Linked DNA regions of Homo sapiens: region 1 is linked to region 2. A link is an interaction called in ENCODE POLR2A ChIA-PET data of the cell type or tissue named here. Cell type or tissue: GM12878. All regions are shown on one strand. Each heading gives the region's core, and the rest is flanking DNA. Links, peaks and the distances in the headings are about the cores only.

What was found. Peaks named below come from ENCODE experiments on the same cell type or tissue, not always from the same donor. Only the 100,000 strongest peaks of a DNase experiment are listed, where the experiment ranks them.
Region 1: POLR2A ChIA-PET joins it to region 2 with 6 read pairs; 4 of 35 experiments call an interaction of 5 or more read pairs at or near these places.

What each region holds. Positions count from the first base shown.
Region 1 is chr1:28,133,352-28,137,943 of GRCh38, forward strand. No RefSeq gene overlaps it. Among named protein-coding and RNA genes, the nearest start is that of PTAFR, 41 kb to the right of the region's middle. RefSeq lists an enhancer at 1,547-1,596. In GM12878, for the core only: no CTCF peak of the experiment used is centred there; a DNase peak (open chromatin) is centred at 2,430; H3K27ac peaks cover 541 bases.
Region 2 is chr1:27,962,068-27,967,358 of GRCh38, forward strand. XKR8 (XK related 8) reads left to right here. Exons shown (of 3, transcript NM_018053.4): 2 at 1,430-1,626; 3 at 4,436-5,291. The coding sequence ends at 5,133. Among named protein-coding and RNA genes, the nearest start is that of XKR8, 4.7 kb to the left of the region's middle. In GM12878, for the core only: no CTCF peak of the experiment used is centred there; no DNase peak of the experiment used is centred there.

The DNA of each region.
Region 1 (4,592 bases), core at 37-4,036, 170 kb after region 2:
CCAAAGTGCTGGGATTACAGGCATGAGCCACTGCACCCAGCCGGCTTTTGCATTCCTGATGACCCGATGGCCCCACTGGACCCACCGACTGGATTTTGGCCCCCACCCATAAGCAGACTCAGCATGCTAGGACCATTTTCCACACCTCTATAATTGCATCCCAGCCAATCAGCAGCACCCATTCCCTAGCCACCCACCTCCCTGCCAAAGGTTATCTTTGAAAAACCTTAGCCTCCAATTTTTCAAGGATACTGCTTTGAGTAATGATAAAACGCTGGTGTCCTGTTTAGCCAGTTCTACATGTGTGAGACTCTTCCTCTATTGCAATTCCCCTATCTCGATAAATCAGCTCTATCTGGGCAGTGGGCAAGAAGAAACCACTGGGCAGTTAAACTAGCAACCTCCATTTAACCCAAAACAAAGGGCCTCCATCCCCCGCACAGTCTGTGTTCCAAGGGATGGGCCAGGGGTTTCAATGTCCTTCATAGATAAGGAGTGAATCTCTGGCTTGGCCACTCCCAGATCCCTCTTGGATCATAGGGTAATTCATAGGGTATGCTTATATTATGACTGTCAGGTGTGTCTGCCATACAACCCTTCTCACACCCCTGCCATCACCCATGAGAACATGCCAGACTTTCCTACTGAAGGAACAGACCCAGATGCCCTAGTCTTCCCAGCCAAGGTCAGACTAAATCAATCAACAGCCAGCCAACCTCCAGATGTGTAGCATGTCCAAAGCAGAACAGCAGAGCTGTCTAGCTGATCACCAGATGTATGAGTGATCTGTGATGAACGATGAATGTTTAAATGCTTCCGAAGCATGTGATTATTTGCTATTTATCACTGTTGTGGAAATAGATAACTGAAATAACCTCCTCTATCCCAATAATGTGTTAATTTCCTTTGTAGCCTTGATTGAAAAGTAACTCCAGATGACCCATTTCATTAAATAATCCATGGAGGACAGGGCCAGAGTTGATTCCATCAGACACCCTCTCCTGAGAATCTGAATTTTGAAACAGTGCGGGCAGGATAGGAGATCTTGTTGGAAATCATTCATCATGGTGGTAGTGGCAGCACTCAGGTGAAAATGTGCCTGCAACCTGATCCTAGGCCTTCCAACTCTCCTTTGGTTCCTGTGTATCCCCAAGCTTGCTTCTCCAGCTACCTACAACTTATTTGAGCCCCACCCACATCCTTCCAATAAATTCTATTTTGCTAAAAATAGGCAGAGGCGATGTCTGTTGCTTGCAACCAAGTATCCTAACTGCTACTCCACCATGTAGACCCTAATTCAAGTCCCAGGCCTGCTATTATACTTAGCAGCTGATCCTTGTCCAGGAATTGTACCCCGCCATTATCATGGGCCCAGGTTCCTTCTATCACTGTTCTACTATTGTGGCCCATAGCTTTCACCTTCAAAGTCACTTCAAGGCATAAGATGGCTGCAGGAGCACCAAATTCCAGGCAAGGAAAAAAAAAGGAGGGAAGAGCAGAAGGGGATTATAGCTGAGTAAGCTTCTTTGAAGCACTATTTCCAGATGACCTATCAACTCTTTCACTTTTAGGAGACCAGAATATTCTACCTCCCCACCTCCAAATATGCCTCTTTTGCATAAGGACTATTCTGAGCTGAAGGCAATTGAGAAGAAGCAGATACAACAAAAGGTCTCTACCCTCCCCCATTAGCCTAAAAGCAAGACATAAGTTTACAAAGGCAAAGGTGTCCTTCCTCCCCTCCCAACCACGAGAAACAGAGGTTGATCTCTGAAGACAACTTTAGACCCTCATTTGCTGGAAGAAGACACCAAAGGAATCTATGTGACAAACTTTACTAACTAGCCTTTACCTACTATTTATTTGCCTTCCCCAAATTTGCTTCCCCAGGGGACTCAAAAGTCCTTTTCTGGCCAGGCACGGTGGCTCACACCTGTAATCCCAGCACTTTGGGAGGCCGAGGTAGGTGGATCACCTGAGGTCAGGAGTTCGAGAGCAGCCTGGCCAACATGGTGAAACCTCGTCTCTACTAGAAATACAAAAAATTAGCCAGGCGTGGTTGTGGGTGCCTGTAATCCCAGCTACTCGGGAAGCTGAGGCAGGAGAATCACTTGAACTCGGGAGGCGTAGGTTGCAGTGAACCAGGATTGCGCCACTGCACTCCAGCCTGGTCAACAAGAGCGAAACTCCGTCTCAAAAAAAAAAAGTCCTTTTCCTTTGCCTTGTCACTTTTCCAAAACTTTACTGTTCTTTGTTGAAAATTCTCCATAAGCCTGAATTCAAAGCCACCTCTTTGCGACTTACTCAACCCCTGGGTAGCTCTCTTGTGAACATGAGGTATGCATGTTAATAGACTTCTGTTTATTTTTCTCGTCTTCTGTTACCAGGTTGTGTCCTAGTTAAGAACTATGAAGGGTAAAAGAGGAAGTTCTTTTTCCTCCCCTACAACTTACAGCTCATTGACCATAACTTAGTCACAGGGCTACACCTAGCTATAAGGAATGTAATCTTTCGGCTAGGTGCATTGCCAGCACCTAGATTAAAAACAGGGTTCTTCTACTTAGGAACAGGGAGACAATAGATATTAGGCAACACGCCTTCTTGCTGCAGCTAATTGCTCATGTTCAACAGTATGTATAATAATTCTTAACAGATTATAAAATGATTTCCTCTCCATTACCTTCCCAAGTTGGGCGGTGGTTTGTGCCTGTAAATCTCAGCTACCCAGGAGGCTGAGGCAGGAGGATCATTTGAGGCCAGGAGTTTGAGTCTATTACCTCCCCAGAGCCTCCTAACATATTCGTGCAGTAGTTGCCATTATCTTCATTTTTACAACTGGGGAAACTGAGGTTCAGAGATAGACAATCAGTTACCTAAGGCCAAACAACTAGTGACGTCAGAACTAGGAGACAAATCCAGCTCTAACTCCAAGGTCCATGGTCTTCCCCATTGCCCCTCTTGCCCTCCTGAGCTTCTTTTGGCTGCTGCTGTAGTTAAAGGTCATTTATTGTGAAACATCCCTAATGTTAGGAGCCATTAACAGGCCACACATAAGATCAAGTGTAAGCAAATTGACTATGGAGAGCTGTCGTCTTCTCTTTCCTTTCTAGTGCTCCTCTCTCTCTCCCCAGTGCCCACAGAATACATGAATGTATGTGAAGTTACTTCTGGAATGCTGCCCTCTCCGGCCAACCTGTAGCCTGGGGCAACATTTGTGCCCACTGGGCTGATAAGGGAGGGACATCAGCAGTTACCTAAGGAGAGACAAGCTCTCTGTAATTCAAGAACAATCAATGACCCATCCCAAGTGTTAAATTATCCACATCTTAGAAGAGTGAAGAGAAGGGAATTGACATTATACCCATTTTACATATAAGGAAACTGAGGCAAATGCCCAGGATCACATAGCCAGCAAGTGTCAGGCCTGAGATTCAGGATGATCTCGATCTCCTGACCTCGTGATCCTCCTGCCTTGGCCTCCCAAAGTGCTGGGATTATAGGCGTGAGCCACCGCACCTGGCCCAGAGTTTTATTATTACTCAAATCAGTCTCCCCGAGCATGTGGGGATCAGAGATTTTAAGGATAATTTGGTGAGCTGGGGAAGGCCAGTGAGATGAGAGTGCTGATTGGTCAGGTCAGTGATGAAATCATGGGAAGGTGAAGCTGTCCTCTTGGGCTGAGTCAGTTCCTGGCGGGGGGGCCACAGATCAGATGAGCCAGTTTATAGATCTGGATGGTGCCAGCTGATCCATAAAGTGCAGGGTCTGCAAAATATCTTAAGCACTGATCTTAGGAACAGTTTAGGGGAGGTCAAAATCTTGTAGCCTCCAGCTGCATGACTCGTAAACCATAATTTCTAATCTTGTGGCTAATTTGTTAGTCCTACAAAGGCAGTCTAGTCTTCAGGCAAGAAGGAGGTTTGTTTTGGGAAAGGGCTGTTATTGTCTTTGTTTTAAACTATAAACTAAGTTCCTCCCAAAGTTAGTTCAGCCTGTGCCCAGGAAGGAACAAGGACAGCTTAAAGATTAGAAGCAAGATGGAGTCGGTGAGGTTAGATCTCTCACTGTCTCAGTCATAATTTTGCACAGGCAGTTTCAATCCCCTCTTCCCTTTGTGTAAGTTTTTTTTTAATTGTGGTAACATATAATGTACCATTTTAACCATTAAGTATACAGCTCAGCACATTAAGAATATTCGTATTGCTGTGCAACCATCACCACCATGCATTTCCAGAACTTTGACCTTTCCAAATTGAAACTTTGTACCCATTAAACACTAACTCTCCATTTCCCGTTCTCTCCATGGCAATCATTGTTCTACTTTCTGTCTCTACAAATTTGACTACTCTGGGTACTGTATATAAGTGGAATCATACAATATTTGTCCTTTGTATCTGGCTTATATTATTTAACATAATGTCTTCAAGGTCCTTCCATCTTTGTAGCAAATGTCAGAATTTCTTTCCTTTTTAAAACGGATTAATTTTTTGTTGTTGTTGTCAGAGTGGTGCTCTGTCACCCAGGCTGAAATGCAGTGGCGTGATCTTGGCTCATTGCAACCTCTGCCTCCTGGATTCAAGCAATTGTCCTGC
Region 2 (5,291 bases), core at 706-4,705:
CAGAGTCTGATTCCATCTGGCCTGTGCCCAGAAGTGCCCAAGAGGCAAATGTCCTCTTGCCCACAGGACCCCAGGAGATCTTGGGCACACTAAAGTTTGAGAACTACTGCCTCAGGCAACTTTATAGCATGCCTTTCCAATTCAGGTTTGGATCCAAATCCTCATTCCAGTACTTATTAGCTGCTTATAATTTTTTGTTTGTTTTTTAAAAAGAGGTAGGGTCTGGTCAGGCTTGGTGGCTCATGCCTGTAATCCTAGCAGTCTGGGAGGCTGACGTGGGTGGATCACTTGAGGTCAGGAGTTTGAGACCAGCCTGCTGAACATGGCAAAAGCTCATCTCTACAAAAATTAGCCAGGTGTGGTGGCGCATGCCTGTAATCCCAGCATCCCAGCTACTCTGGAGGCCGAGGCAGGAGAATCGCTTGAACCTGGGAGGTGGAGGTTGCAGTGAGCCGAGTTTGTGCCACTGCACTCTAGCCTGGGCGACAAGCGACAGATGTAGACTCTGTCTCCAAAAAAAAAGAAAAAAAAAAAGAGAGAGAGAGGCAGGGTCTCTGTTGCCTGGGCTGGAGTGCAGTGGCACAATCAATCATGGCTCACAGTGGCCTTGAACTCCTGGGCTCAAGCTGTCCTCCTGCGTCAGCCTCCTGAGTAGCTTGGACTACAGGCTTGTACCACCACGTCCAACTAATTAAAAAAAATTCTTTGTAGAGATGGGGCTTGCTGTGTTGCCCAGGGTGGTCTCAAACTCCTGGCCTCCAGTGATCCTCTTGCCTTGGCCTGTCAAAATGTTGGGATTACAGGCGCGAGCCACTGCACCCAGACCTTATTAGCTTCTTGATCCTGTTTCCCCATCTGTAAAATGGGCTTTTGTGAGAAGTAAACAGGACAAGGTTTGTGATGAGCTTGGGACAGTGCTTAGCCAGCGGGAGTAGAAGGTGTATTGATCCCCATTTTTGCTTTTTTGTTTTTTTTGAGACGGAGTCTTGTTCTGTCGCCAGGCTGGAGTGCAGTGGCACGATCTCGGCTCACTGTAACCTCCGCCTTGCAGATTCAAGAGATTCTCCTGCCTCAGCCTCCTGAGTAGCTGGGACTACAGGCGCGCACCACCACACCCAGCTAATTTTTTGTATTAGTAGAGACGAGGCTTCACCATGTTAGCCAGGATGGTCTCAATCTCCTGAACTCGTGATCAGCCCGCCTCAGACTCCCAAAGTGCTGGGATTACAGGCATGAGCCACCACACCCGGCCTCGATCCTCATTTTACAGATGAAACAAGTTCAGTGAGGTTAGGACATTGCCGAAGGCCCCATAGCATGGATGTGAGGAGACAGGTTGGAGCCTGTGTCCACTCATTAGATGGGTGGGAGGCTGAGGAATTCACAGGACACTAACCTGGCCCTCTGGGCATTTGTGTGTGGTGCCTAGGTGCGTGCAGGAGCTGCGGCAGGGGCTGCTGGTGTGGCAGCAGGAGGAGCCCTCTGAGTTTGACTTGGCCTACGCCGACTTCCTCGCCCTGGACATCAGCATGCTGCGGCTCTTCGAGACCTTCTTGGAGACGGCACCACAGCTCACGCTGGTGCTGGCCATCATGCTGCAGAGTGGCCGGGCTGAGTACTACCAGTGTGAGTGAAGGCCTGTGGCTGGCCCCCCTGTCGTGGCTTGGTGGGGGGTCTCTCAAATGTTGGAACTGTTTTTAGTCTTTTATAAAGGCTGCTTAGAAAACAGGAGAACAGGCTTTAGTCAGGCAGATCTGGCTTGAAACCTAAAGTCACTCTACAGCTGTTTGAGTTTGGACAAATGCCTTGACCTCTCTGAGTATGTTTGTTCTCATCTGAAATATGGGCTTAAATCCTCCTGCCTCATAAGGTTGATGAAAGGATTAAATGAGGTGATGCAAAGAAAGCCCATTTCCTGGTACATAAGTTCCTGGTACAGAGTCTCACTCTGTCATCGCCCGTAGTGGAGTACAGCAGCCTGATCATGGCTCACTGTAGCCTCCACCTCCCAGGCTCAAGTGATCCTCCTGTCTCAGCCTCCTGAGTAGCTGGGACTACAAGTGTGTATCACCATGCTGGCTAATTTTTCTTTCTTTTTTTTTTTTTTTTTTTTGTAGAGACGAGGTCCCACTTTGTTACCCAGGCTGGTCTTGAACTCCTGAGCTCAAGTAACCTCCTACCTCAGCCTCCTAAGGTGCTGGGATTACAGGTGTCGCCCACTGTGCCTGGCCCACAAGTCTTAATTGTAATTTTTATAATTTTGAAGATAATGAAGTGTGTAAGGTGCCTGATACAGCATAGGTAACTTTTTAGTTAAGAAACAATTTCATACGTTGGGAGGCCAAGGTGCACAGGTCGCTTGAGGCCAGAGTTGGAGACCATCCTGGGTAACATAGTGAGACCTCATCTCTTCAAAATTTTAAAAGAGAAACAAGAAACAATATATTGAATGCCTTCATCCAGTCAGGTTTTCATTGTGCATCTCTTCTGTGCCTGTTACTGTGCTGGGGACACAGCAGTGAACAAGATGAACCCAGCCCCTGCCCTGCCAGGATGATAGACTAAAACAAGTAGCTACGGTTGAGTGACTGGAAAAGGGAGAGGCAGGGAGCAGAGGATCACAGGGCCCCCTAAGCATGGGTGAAGTTTACAGTGAGGAGCTTTGGGAGGGTTTTTGCATGAAAGGAAAGTGACTTGCCCATTTCCACAGACCTGGACAGTGGCCAAGCTAAAGAGGGCCCCCACTCACATCCGACTCAGGGTCCAAGCCTTCCCCTTTGCCTTCCTCCACCGCTGCCATAAATGCCACAGCCTCTCAAGAAACCAGTCCTCACTCTACCGTCACTCGCTGTGTGACCTGGAGAGCCTTCCTGTGGAAGATGGAGGTTGGACTCGATCTCCAAGGGCCCTTTCGTCTTGCTAGTCTGAGTCTATATATTGATTGAAAAAACAATAATAGCGGCTGTCACAATCGAGTGCCAGCTATTAGCCAGGCCCTGTGGGAAGCACTTACAGTCATCATTGCTCATGTTCACAGCAGCCCTGTAGGTTTGTGCTATATTGATCTTCATTTTTAAAGAGGTGCAGAAAGGTGAGTGACTTGCCCTGGGTTACTGGGCACTCACTGGGCACACGTCTTTGTCTGTTGAGGGTTGGGGGTGTCTAGAACCAGGGCCAAGTGCAGACAGTCTGCACTGTGAGTGTGGCAGGGGGTAAGGGGGCGAGACAGATTTTCCCTACTTTTTATTTAGCAAACATCTCTTTCGCTGCTGTTATGTGCCAGGTACTGGGCTGCTGGGGGATCCCAAGTGAGCAGAGTCTGTTTTCTACCCTCGAGGAGCCCAGAGATAAGGAAATAGATAATTACTGTGTGATGAGACTCCAGACAGAGGTGGGTGGCATGTTACAGGGATACCTGACACAGCTGAGTGGGTGGCATGGGGTCAGGGTGGGTGACTCCCGGGGCTCTTCAAGCTGGGGCCTGCGGGGTAATGGAGGAGTAGGCCGGGGAAGTGGGGCCTGTGCTTCTGGCGACCTAACATCCTGGGCAGAGCTTGTCAAGGTCACGGAAGGTGGCATGCTGGGCAAACTGGAAGAACATCAGCCCTGCTGAGACCTGGGCAAGGCTAATGAGCACAGATCTGTTTCCAGGCTAGGAGTGGGTTCTGGGCGCCTAATAGGTTCCCAGTAAACATCTGTCGAATGACTGCGGTGGACGGGGACAGGGGAGGAAGCAGTCGGGAGACGTGCCGGTGCCACTTCCATCCCTCCCTGGAGGCCCTTGTGCTTCTGCTCCAGGATTGGCAACCAGGAGGTGGGATAGGACCCCTGTTGTAAACTTCTGGATCTTGGAAAATCAAGGTTAGGGGTCAGTCCGATGGCCTCTGGTCTTGGAGGGGAGGGGAGGGGAGTGGGGAGACCTTCTGTCCACACAGCAGGGACATCTCTCCTGGCCCTGAGGGCAGCTTTAGCCAGAGCCTGTTGCCACCCCATGGGATTTTCTACTCCCTTTTTGAGACTAAGAAAGACGGAACTGAGACTGTTGATTTTTAGACACAAGGAAGGCTTGTGTTCTTCCCAGAAAGAAAGGGTTATGGGGCCCTGGAAGATGCCCAGGATGCAGCCAAGGCCCAGGGGTGCTGAGTGCTGGGTGGGCCACAGGTCACATCCTCTCATCTTTGACAAATACCACCCGGATAGCACCTACGCAGCAAAGCGCTGTGGTGAGGGGCAGGCTCTATATTAGGAGTCATAGCTTTGTTTTTGGTTGTGGGAACTCACTGGGTCTTCTCTAGCTGCAGATTTGCCTTCAACAAACGAGGGATTCTAATACCTACCCCAGGGTTGCTGGGAGGGCCCCCACGGTACCTGTGACCGCTGGGGAGTGCCAAGCAGGCTGGCCCCAGGACTCACTGTTCCCTCCTACTCTTTGCAGGGGTTGGCATCTGCACATCCTTCCTGGGCATCTCGTGGGCACTGCTCGACTACCACCGGGCCTTGCGCACCTGCCTCCCCTCCAAGCCGCTCCTGGGCCTGGGCTCCTCCGTGATCTACTTCCTGTGGAACCTGCTGCTGCTGTGGCCCCGAGTCCTGGCTGTGGCCCTGTTCTCAGCCCTCTTCCCCAGCTATGTGGCCCTGCACTTCCTGGGCCTGTGGCTGGTACTGCTGCTCTGGGTCTGGCTTCAGGGCACAGACTTCATGCCGGACCCCAGCTCCGAGTGGCTGTACCGGGTGACGGTGGCCACCATCCTCTATTTCTCCTGGTTCAACGTGGCTGAGGGCCGCACCCGAGGCCGGGCCATCATCCACTTCGCCTTCCTCCTGAGTGACAGCATTCTCCTGGTGGCCACCTGGGTGACTCATAGCTCCTGGCTGCCCAGCGGGATTCCACTGCAGCTGTGGCTGCCTGTGGGATGCGGCTGCTTCTTTCTGGGCCTGGCTCTGCGGCTTGTGTACTACCACTGGCTGCACCCTAGCTGCTGCTGGAAGCCCGACCCTGACCAGGTAGACGGGGCCCGGAGTCTGCTTTCTCCAGAGGGGTATCAGCTGCCTCAGAACAGGCGCATGACCCATTTAGCACAGAAGTTTTTCCCCAAGGCTAAGGATGAGGCTGCTTCGCCAGTGAAGGGATAGGTGAACGGCGTCCTTTGAAGCAGGATCAGACCCAGCCAGCAGAGATGGAGAGTGACTCTGTTGGCAGAAGGCAGGCGAGGATAAGCTAACGATGCTGCTGTGGCCTCTATGCACTCAGCAAGAGCGGGACGCCTGTGCTGGGCCGGGCACCAGGGATG